Linked DNA regions of Homo sapiens: region 2 is linked to region 1. The links are chromatin contacts, found by Hi-C in ENCODE. All regions are on one chromosome and are shown on one strand. The core of a region is the stretch at or near the end of the contact, and the rest is flanking DNA. Distances in the headings are between cores, read along the strand shown. Region 1 overlaps MAP3K5 (mitogen-activated protein kinase kinase kinase 5). Region 2 has its middle 28 kb from the start of LINC03004.

Region 1 (5,763 bases), core at 884-3,383:
TACATGATATATTATTTTAAATATCTCTTGTTCTGCTTCTTTCATGGCAGTTTTCCTATCTGTTGGTCAATGGCAGGAATAAGGGTTACATCTTTAACTAATTGACCAGAAATGAATAAAACTAAAAATACACACACACACCAACTCTTTTCGGTAGCATAGGACCTGAGGAACTTTCAGGACTCAGAGGAAATTGCTAGACTGCCAAATATGCTTCCTATCCCAGATATTTCTGTCCTCTGCAACCAGACACATGACCTACCAGGCTAGGAATAGTCTAAATAAGAAAACAGCAAAAGTTTAAGTTAATAGAAAGGAGAAGGGAAAAGAAAAAAAGAAGGATGTTACCTAGGAAAACTCAGGAGGCATAGCTGATAGGCTTTTCTAAATGAACACACTCAGCAGGAATATATGATATAATTTTAACTAGAAGTAACTAACAATAATGCTTAGCAGTCAAGGGCAACAGGCTTTGGAGTCAGGCAGTCGTAATCCCAAATTTTCCTAGCTATATCACCTTAGGCAAATGATTGAATTTCTTTGAGCTTCGGTTTGTGATACTAAAAAAATGCTAATAGAAAATACATCTTACAGAGCTCTTTTAAGAATTATTATTATTATTATTCTTTGTTTTGTGATTTTTTTGAGACAGGGTCTTGCTGTGTCGCCCAGGCTGGAGTGCAGTGGTGTGATCTCAGCTTACTGCAACCTCTGCCTCCTGGGTTCAAGAGATTCTCATGCCTCCCAAGTAGCTGGGATTACAGGCATGTGCTGCCACACCTGGCTAATTTTTGTATTTAGTAGAGACAAGGTTTCACCACGTTGGCCAGGCTGGTCTTGAACTCCTGGCCTCAAGTGATCCAACTGCCTCAGCTCCGCAAAGTGCTGGGATTACCACACCCAGCCTCTCCTTTAAGAATTTGAAAATGTATGCAGATAAAGCACTTGGTACCTAGCACATAGTGAATACTCAATAAGAAGCAGATAATATGTACAAGATAAATGAGCACAGTTTAGACATCATTAGCCTTTTTAAGGAACTACTTCAATCAAATGCCAATAACACTCCTAGACAAAGGCTAGCTTAAAACAATAAGCCAGTTTATTTGTCCCGGACATATGTGTGGTAAGATTAGCTTTATCTCTTTCTCTCAAATGTAAGTTTGCTTCATTTAAAAATACTTCCCTAGGAAAGAATGGGCACAAAATTAAACCACCAGATACTAGCAGGAGCAAGAGCAAAAAAATGTAGAAAGTAAAAAATCTCCAACATAATAGGGCCTGCTTAAATAAACTTAATCTATCTAGGTGATCTAGGTGTGGCAGCTCACACCTATAATCCCAACCCTTTGGGAGGCCAAGGTGGGAGAATCGCTTGAACCCAGGAGTTCAAGACCAGCCTGGGCAACATGGCAAAACCCCATCTCTACAAAAAAGAGAAAAATTAGCTGGGTGAGGTAGCATGCATCTGTAGTCCCAGCTACTCAGGAGGCTGAGGAGGGAGGATCACTTGAACGCAGGAGGTCATGGCTGCAGTGAGCTGTGATCACGACACTGCATTCCAGCCTGGGTGAGAGAGCGAGATCCTGTCTAAATAAATAAATAAATACATACATACATAAACTTAACCCAAAGAAAAATGAAAAGAGCTAAATAAAATAATTCCTTCATCAAATGCTAATATGGGTTGCAAATAGCAGCAAATCAAAATGTCTAATTAAAAATGAGTTACAACATTTTATGATGTACTAATTAAAGGGGTAAATCTGGAGGAAAATTAAGGAGGGGCTTAAGGATTGCTCCAGGTAAAGGATTGCTCTAGGATAAAAAAACAGACTTAGGACAAGTAGGGGCAAATCTCTTAGAACTGTTTCAGAGTATTCTGGAAAGGGATATACCTGTCAATCACCAGCACAATGCCTGGCATGTAGTAGGTATGTTTGCTCAATGAAGTTCTGCAGATTTCTCAAAGAAAGCCACACATGCTTTAAATACTCAGAATGCAAAATACTACTGACTTTTTTGCATGAAATATGGGTTAGAGATACTCATATAACAATTGCTAAGTCATTAGTAATATGGTTAAGGATTCTAGAGCTCAATGTCCCAAGGTTGGCTCAGATTTGGGAACTGGAAGACAGAGCTGAGAAAAAGCCACATGAAGCTAGCTGGAAGTTTCACAAAGGAAATGGATGATGGCAAGCTCAGCATGCGATTCACTGAACTGTGGGATGCTTTTCAAAGAATCACACAGTGTAAAATCACTTGGCCTTGCAAAAAGCATTTTAGGCAAACTTCTTTGGATGGAGGAAATGCCTTTATAGCAGTAAGCTCCTATTACTGGAGAGAATGACATCGAGACAGGTTGAATTTTGTAGACAAACATAGTAAGTTTCTCCTCCTTTTCTCCCATCTTAGTTTAAATCATACCCTAGTGAAAGAGGAAGGCAACTATTTGGGTATACTCAGAATTTCTCAGAGCACTTTCAAGTAGGAAGTGTACTTTTAGTTGGGAGACTGGTGGGCACCATGAAGCTCCCAAAAGTGACAAAGCATGGAGGCTTGACCATACCTTATGCAATCTCCCTTCTCCACGTCGGCGCTAATGACTTCCTATTAACACAGTCTCCTCCGCTACAACCATGACTGAAACTCAGAACTCAGTGTGAACTTTTTTCCTACTCGTGTCATCAAATTTCTACAGTGAATTCTCGATAAACCTCCCAATTTGACAAGTAATTGATGCATACTAACCAAACATATAAAAGTCTTTCACAAATAAAAGCTACTTAAAATGTTTGGATGACAAACCGGTATCCCTGAAATGCTGATGTTAAAATGAAACATTCAGTAAACAAGGGAGGTACCTTCAGTGACTGCAGAGAGTCCGAGTTAGTATCACAGTAGAGGATGATGTTGTTGGCCATGCTGAAACTTTCTCTCACCCCAAGGTGGTAAAACAAGGACGGCTGCCGGAAGGCATCGCTCATCTCCACCACCGCAATATCTGCAAACAGAAAACAAAGTCCCCCAAAGAATGACACCCAAATAATGCCCAATCAGCACATTTTGGTTTGAATTATCTTAGTATTCAAAAGAGGAAATAAGGAAACGATAGGGATTTTCTCTCTTCATTTATCACTGAATTTTGAATTTGCAGCTCTACCTGGAAGTGGTTTTATAAAATGTAACAAACCTCCTTTTTCTGTTTTTAAGAGACAAGGTCTTGCTCTGTCACCCAGACTGGAGTACAGTGACATGATCATGGCTGACTGCAGCCTTGAACTCCTAGGCTCAAATGATCCTCCCACCTCAGTCTCCCTAGTAACTGGGACTACAGGCATGTGGCATCACGCCCAGCTAATTAAAAAATTTTTTTAGAGACAGGGTCTTCCTATGTTTCCCAGGTTGAACTCAAACTCCCGGCCTCAAATAATCCTCCTGCCTCGGCTTTCCAAAATGCTGGGATTACAGGTGTGAGCCACCATGCCTGGCCCAAACCTGCATTTTTTTTAAAGAAGAAGGAGATCATGTGATTACTGGAAACCGAGGAGAATTTGCAACGGTGGGAAGCAGGGGCTAATGCTCTCTCATAAATTTCAACATTAAAACACGTTAACTAAGGTTCCAAATAAGGAAATTAAAAAAAAAAAAACAGATTCATTAAAAAATAGCAGTAACATATATAAAACGAGATTTTTAAAAAATAAATAGGTAAGCTTATTAGTTAATCCAGAACTGGGTTTTAGAGTTAAATAACTGATATCTAGTAAGTCCCTGGTAAGTATAATCAAGAACAAAAGAGAGAAAAAAGGTATAGAAAATATAACAAAGGGGAATATAACCACAGATGCAAATCCATCCAAGGCTCAAAGATGACCAGTAACAAGGTAGTAGAAATTTGATATCAAAATTTGACAATGTCACAAAAACGAAATTTAGATTAGTCTAAAACTCCTTTATGGCTATAAACAAAAATATGAAAGAAAAACTAACAAAATGTACCAAGTGTTATAAGACCTAGATCGTGAGTTTAAAATTTATTTGCAGAATGCAAGGATAGCTCAATGGAAAAAACTCATCAGCATCTCGAACATGCTCCAAGTACATTAATTAAAATTCTCAATCCATTTCTCATTAAAAATAATTGCTGAGCTGGGCACAGTGGCACGCACCTGTAATCTCAGCTACTCAGGAGGCTGAGTTGAGAGTATCACCTGAGGCCAGGAGTTTGAGGCCAGCCTGGGCAACAGAGCAAGACCCCTAGCTCTAAGAAGAATAAAAATTTTAAATTAAAAAATAATAACTTCAAATTAAAAATATAAGGGCATTTCCTTAACATAGAGAATATATGTTTCATAACAACTTCCAACTTTGTGCATCTAGGTATTCCCATGAAAATCAGAAATAAAGGCTGTCATCTATTCCCACAACTTACTATATAATGGCTTTCTGAAAATCCCAGCCACTGCAATAAGATTTCTAGAAAGTAAGAAGATATAATTCTAGAAAATAAAATAGATAATTATCTCTATTTGCAGATGTTGTGGATGTCAACCAAATACCCCAACAGACTTAGCTGAATAGCTATTAGAAGTAATAATACAATTTAGTAAGGCATCAAGATGCAAAACTATTATGAAAACAAAGAGCTTCCTTTGCAATTGCAATAAACATTTAGGAAATATAAAACAGAAGCCATTCATAATTACAATGAAAATGTTAATATATAACAAATTTAAAAGAAGATAATTTCTTAAAAATATATGCAATATGTGAGAGATGAAAGGTTAATATCTTTATAAATCATCTCTTATGATCAATTTAAAATAACTCAGCAATGATAAAAACATTACATTAGACAATCATGCTATAGACATCAACAAGCAAATTCATGGAAATTTAAAATGGTAAATAAATATATGAGAAATTACTCTCCATCTTGCTTCTAATAAATGCACATTAAACCAACTATAAAATGCCAATTGTTTTGCCTAAGAAGTGGGCAAAGTAAAGGAGTCAATGAAAATGCAGAGAAATGACACTCTTTTATGCTGTGGGAAGTGTAAACTTTCTTTTCTTTTTTTTTTCCTTTTTTTTTTTTTTTTTTTAAGGCAGACAGTTCTCAGTTTGTTGCCCATACTAGAGTGCAGTGACAAAATCATAGCTCACTATATATGCACAGCCTCAAAATTCTGGGCTCAAGCGATCCTTCAGCCTCAGCCTCCTGAGTAGCTGGGACTACAGGCATGTGTCACCATGCCTGGCTAATTTTTTAAAATTTTTTGTAAACACAGGTATCACTATGCTGCACGGGCTGGTCTCAAACTCCTGACCTCAAGCAATCCTTCTGCCTCAGCCACCTAAAGTGCTGGGATTACAGGCATGAGCCACCACACCCCAGCCAAGTGTAAACTTTCTAGAAGGCTTAAATCCTAAAAATTATGTACACTCTGACCCAATAATTCCATTCCTTGGAATTTACTCTGAGAAAATTATTATAAATGTGAATAGATTTACCCGTCCATTGAAAAAATATTTTTTTACAATAAAATAATGGAAAATGTCTAAATACCTATCAGTAAGAAAATGTTTATATACGTGTGTATGTGTATATATGTAATAATGATATATATGTATATAATAATTTCAAATAATGGGATATCATGAAACCAAAGAAAAAGAAAAAAGTAGAATAAGACTTAGCAACAGGGGATAAATCCAAACTATATCAAGTAAAAATAAAAAGTAAAATATAATATA
Region 2 (5,984 bases), core at 1,176-3,675, 920 kb after region 1:
GCGCTTGTAGTTTTTAAATTATTTCTTTTTTCTTTTGACAATTTTGTTTTTTAAATGTTTAACATTTTAAAATTATTCTTTTTGTAGAAATTTAGCACTTTAAAATGATGTCTGTGAACCAGAGGAATCTCAATCAAAGCATTTTTATGAAGCACCTACTATGTACTGGCCTTATGCTAGGTAATGGGCATCCAAAGATGAACCAATCACAAGCCTGATTGCTGCTTTGGTTATAGGCACAGGTCTTTGGTCATAATTGTGTTTGAATCCCAGTCCTGCCACTTATAAGCAACCTATTTTACATGGCCTTTTTCTTCCGCCTGCAAAATGGGATAAAACAATAACTTTTTTGGGTGGATTTGATTAAATAATGTCTGTAACGTATTTAGCCAGCAAGCCAGCACACAGTAAATACTCAATATATGGTAGCTATTATTTTGAACTTTCTTCCTGCAGACATGCAAACAAAAATTACAAAGTAAGATAATGACCTCCTCTATAAATGCTGTAGTGGGAGTGTCCAGTGAAAAGTGGTGGTATGCTAGGGTGCTCTTCAAACTGTGCCTTACAGAGTTTTGAGGCACAGGCAGTCACAGGCATGCCTCTAGGGCCCAGGGTGGGCTCGGGGTGTGGAGAGGGGAAATGACACCCCACCGTTCCTGCCACCTCTGCTTTCCTTTCAACAAAAATAGAGCCAGTTTTGTCCCGTGTGTTTGTTAATATTGGTCTTTCCTGTCATGTCTCATTCAAGAATGGATTCTGCCTAAAATCCCCCTTGAGACTGAGAATCCTAAACTCAACTTTCTAATCATTTCTCTGGAGGTCCTTGCGTAAGTAAGTCTCTTACCTTCCTTCACTTCACTTTCCTCTTATGAAATGAGGTAATATATTTCTTCTGACTGATTATTATTGTTCCTTCCAGGTATAAAATTCTGCAAGTTTTGGGGCATGTCGGGAAAAAAGATATGTGGATATGCTACCCCAAGTTAACGTTGTCCCCTAGAGACACCTCCCCGAGTCAAACACATTTGCTGGTGTGTTGATTTGTTTCTTTATTTGTGCCATCTTTCTCCACATCTGAACTTAGAGACTCTCAGAAGATTCCTGGCTTTCCACAATAGCTTTCGAGGCAGTGGGGCAGCCCAGTAGGGTTCTGGGATGTAGGTTCTGGCAGGCATTCTACACATTGGTCAACTCCAATGCAAGTAATTTTAGCTGGAAAGTAGCTTTCTCCAATCAGAATTACCTCACTAAGGTCCTCTGCAGACCAGCTGCTGAGTTCATTACAACCCCTGAGTTCAAGGTAAGGGGACACTAGAAGTTACCATTGACCCTTGACAACTTCCCTTGCAGTGGAAAATTCATGTATGACTTTTGACTTCCCCCAGAACTTAACTACTAATAGCCTACTATTGTCCAGATGTCCTACCTATAACAGTCAATTGACACATATTTTGTGTTTTATGACTTATATACTGTATTCTTACAATAAAGTAAGCTAGAGAAAAAAAATATTGTTAAGAAAATCATAAGGAAGAGAAAATATATTTACTATGTATTAAGTGCCATGTCGATCATCATAAAGGTCTTCATACTCATCATTTTCATGTTGAGTGGACTGAGGAGGAGGAGAAAGAGGAGGGGTTGTTCTGGTTGCCTCAAAGGTGGCAGAGGTGGAAGAAAATCTGAGTATAAGTGCACCCATGCAGTTTAAATCTGTGTTATTTGAAGGTCAACTGTATTTTTTAAAATTGTGGTAAAAACACATAACATAAAATTTATCATCCTAACCATTTTAAATGTACAATTTAGTAGTGTAAAGTATATTCACATTGTTATACAACAGGTCTCCAGAACCTTTCCATCTTGCAAAACTGAAACTACACTCATTGAACACCAACTGTCCATTTCCCCCTCCCCCAGCCTCTGGCAACCACCATTCTCCTTTCCTAATGTTCATCCATGTTGCAGCATATAACAGAATTTCCTTCTTTTTTAAGGCTGAATAATGTGCTATTGTGTGTATATACCATATTTTTTTTTATCCATTCATCTGTTGATGGACATTTGGGTTGTTTCCACATCTTGACTATTGTGAATAGTGCTGCAATGAACACGGGTGTGCAAATATCTCTTTGAGATCCAGCTTTGCATTCTTTTGAATATATACCTGGGATTGCTGGATCACATGGTAATTCTATTGCATCTATTTTCAGTGCTCTTCTGCCACAGGCTGCCAAGAAAACTTAGGAAAAACTCACAGGTCACATTTGAGAGCTTTCATGCTGCTTAGAGCTTCCTGGTTTGATTCCATCCGAGTCTATGAGGAAATGGCTGCTCTGGGAAGAAGCAGGAGTTAATTCAAGTCTGGAGAATGCCTGCTTTTTTGAAATCCCCAGCATGCTACATGTGATATGGGCTTATAAGAACCACATGCTTTCTCATGCTCCTTTGGCTCAACCTCAGAGGCATTCTAGAGTTGGCCCTTGCAGCTAGAAACCACAAGAATGTCAATGATGCAATTTAAAATATGCCAGTTCCCACTCCACTGGTCTGTAAACTAAATAAATTGCACAAAAACCCCTACAGTCTCACCTCCTTTATCAGAGGAAATTATTGAGAAGGTTTCAGTGATTTAGAAAATATTCAAGCATAGCTTCTTAAACATCAAGTAGCAGCATTATATGGAGTTGGTTTTGTTTAATAGTTTATTCACAACACTCAGTAATTGAACCACTAGGTACCATGGTGACAGAAATGAAGGTAGATGGATGGGAGTTATAGAAAGACAATGGGTCCCCTGTCTTTAATGTTAATTAGTTGGCCCCTGCCATATATTCCATCTGTTCACATACTGTGACCTCAACATACATGCTGCATGAAGAAAAAAAACTCAAAATATATATTAAACAATTATTAAGTTGGAAGTTTTAGAAATTGACCTAGGAGGTTGATATTTATAAAATATTTTTCCTGCCTTTTGAAAATTAAATGAAGATATAAAATTTACCATTAAAGAGAGGATATTTCAATTTCTTTGCTGTTAACTAACTATCATTTGCACTTTACAGGAGAATCAATTATGGACAATTACCAGTCAGTTGTTGGCCAATCAGATATTTTGATCCATGATTTGCTCCAGGCACCATTGTGGATTTAGATGTGAAGACAGTCCTGGGATTTCAATTTCTTCAGATGCTAGTGGTGTTTCTTGTAATTGTCAAAGCAGTGAACCAATCAAAGCACCTGAATTGAGTTAGGTTACTGTATAGGGTATGGGTTTTAAAATTGACCTTTTACCTCTATAAAGTCAAGGTCTTGCAATTAAGGAGACTTTTAAATATAGTTCCAGTTTGGGTAAGTATCTAAGCCCAAAGGAAGAGAGGAGTTAGAAGTTTGTAAGTATCAGCTTCAAAAATTTTTATACCGAAAAACTGGCCAAGAGGGGAAATGAGAAACACAAACATTTATCTCAAGAAAACAAGATAAACAACAGCAAAACACAAAAAATTTTGGAAAGGAAGACAGTTCACAATGAAAATTTTCTCTATTTCTATTTGCAAACCCTAAATAACTATTTTATGCTGATTGTGGAAGAGTTCAGTGAAAATTTGTGACTTCCTTTCATGGAGAAGACAGACTTGAGTGCCTATTGCCCCTCCAATGGGAAAGCAGTGTAAAGCTTGCTGCTTTCCTTGCACTGGAGGTTAGGCCTAATTGAACAAATGTATAACTGAATTGCATGTGTGTGGTGGCAGAGAGAGAAAGAGAGAGTGAGAGCCAGAGAGAGAGATGGAGAGAGAGAGAGAAATCCTTCAACGACTGGAGAGCTGAGAGAATGCCCGAGCCAGAGTCGCAGATCCCCTCAAAACAGAAGATATAAGAATAGTACCATTACTACCTGGGGCCATTGTTTTGAAAAAATAATGTCTGTATATCAGAGGAGCATATAAGTTAGTACACAGGCTCTGCAACAAGACTGCTTGAGTGTAGATCCTGACTCTACCACCGTGGGCTCTGAGACAAGCAACTCATCATCCAGGGCCTCAGTTTCATCTAAAATAGGCAGAATAACATTCCTGTACTCCTTCAGGTTGTTGGGAGGATTAAATGGATTTCTATCTGAAACCCTTCTAGAACAGCAGCAGGCACATGTATGCAGTTGGTGTGAGCTATGTGTGCTAGTGGCCAAGGGGGGACCTCTGCTGAGCAACCTACAGAGTAGATCTGAAACATACATAAAATTTGCCATGAGGTTTTAAGAGCACTAGCTCATGGGCTTCTTGTTTAAAACTTCAATAAGGCTGTTACCTCATTGTGCCACTCTAGCCTGAAGGAGTTGGGTCTTTTCTTGCCAGGGTCTTATAAAGACCAGAAGATAAAAGACAAAAATGGAATTTGACTGCAAATTTTCATTACTAAAAGACTCCCATTTTTGCTTATATTAAGAAACAAGGTTTTCAAAGGTTTCCTCTAACCACACTATCTTGGGTTAGTCAGAATGAACACGTATTTATGGGATCACGGTCTACAGGATTTGCCTGCAATGTTAAATAAAACCACAATTTGTGTTTCTAAAGTCATCATCTGGTTAGAAAATGACCACTGTCCTAAATGTAGAAATGAAAGAGAAAGTATAACACGGGAAAGGAACATTTTAGGGGGACACACCTTAGAGGTATACAGTGGCTCATTATTTCCTAGAAGTCTCAGGCAAGGGTTCTGAACCTAGGCCTACTGAGTTTCAAGGCTGAGAAATTCCTCTGAAAATGAAGGTGACATGATAGACTGCATGTTTTTCTGCAGATAGGTTCTCAGGCTTGGTTAAATCATTATAAGTATCTGTCACTGAAATTACCAAGATCCATTGGACTAATAACATATTCAAAAACTATGGGAGAGGAACAAATGTAGTTTCTTTTTATACATTTTTTCATATTATATGTAACCTTGGATACCTCCAACATTCTATTTCAATTCCCAGACGATTTTCCAGCTAAAATACATTAGCGCCACCAAAGCGTGGGCAAAATTTTTATCTTCTCATGTTTTCCCGACAGCATTTATCTGAGTCCCAAACCAAATAATTCTGCCTATATATCATGTGAATAACACAAGGAAGTTTATTTTTAGGGGAAAAATGTCTTATCATTCATAATAATCTAATATTTCTGAAATGAATATTGATACCGAATACAATACCAGAAGGTTAGAACAGAACATACATATTTCACTGGAAGAAACTGATTTCCACCTAGTGTCTGTGAAACAGCAGAAGCGAAATTAATGTCTTCTTGCATTGGTGCTGCTGTGCATGGCAATCTCGCCAATGCCGCCAACTCCTAATAAAGGGCTCTCTTGGAACAAAGCTGCCTCTTGTCTGCTTGCTCACAGTATCTATGACACTAATATTCTAATTAGCTATCGCCATTCTCATTATCTTTGTCAGAGAGCTACGTGCTCGTGGATGCAGCCACCTAGCCACGAGATCAGATCTGCATAGTCACACACAAAACACATACACATATGCATGCACATAAAACCTAGACATATCTGCTCTGCAATATCCCATCTCCCCTTGGTTTACAGAATGCATTCCCAGTCTTTTGGGGACTTGTTGGAGGATAAACAGTAAGCCCATGAACGTGTAGTCCAAATTCATTAACGCGGCATTCAAGGCTCTCCAGGTGCCACATCCCTCTTCTCTCTATTCCCTTTGTCCCTTCCCCACCGGAACGCCACTCCTTCTCCATTCTCTCCCTATCCCATGCCTTGTCCTCTGGGCATTGGAGATGGATTCTCACTATCACGCCAAACATACCCCACACCTCCACCTCTGTGTTTCCTCTACCTGAAATTCCCCTCATACTTGTCAAATCTCTATCCCACCTTCTGCCGCCATCAAAATCCCATAAGGTCCATCTCGATCACTCCTCAATTCTCCAACACCCTAAGGCAGAAGCAATGTCTTTTTTTGCTGGACA

What was found. Hi-C counts contacts between places; a loop is a spot of excess contacts on that map. Pooled maps may share reads with other maps.
Region 2: a pooled map shows a loop between it and region 1 (3-fold over the local background). The contact joins two enhancer-like sites. A Hi-C loop is called at or near these places in 1 of 168 maps with a recorded cell type or tissue (cardiac septum), 2 of 37 single-sample maps with no recorded cell type and 2 of 50 pooled maps.

Annotation. Positions count from the first base shown.
Region 1 is chr6:136,717,583-136,723,345 of GRCh38, forward strand. MAP3K5 (mitogen-activated protein kinase kinase kinase 5) reads right to left here. Exons shown (of 30, transcript NM_005923.4): 2 at 2,868-3,007. Among named protein-coding and RNA genes, the nearest start is that of MAP3K5-AS2, 64 kb to the right of the region's middle. Within about 2 kb of position 2,134, at least 5 of the 41 ENCODE cell types and tissues checked have a DNase peak (open chromatin) inside an H3K27ac peak, as active enhancers do.
Region 2 is chr6:137,634,891-137,640,874 of GRCh38, forward strand. No RefSeq gene overlaps it. Among named protein-coding and RNA genes, the nearest start is that of LINC03004, 28 kb to the right of the region's middle. RefSeq lists a silencer at 2,434-2,493. Within about 2 kb of position 2,426, at least 2 of the 41 ENCODE cell types and tissues checked have a DNase peak (open chromatin) inside an H3K27ac peak, as active enhancers do.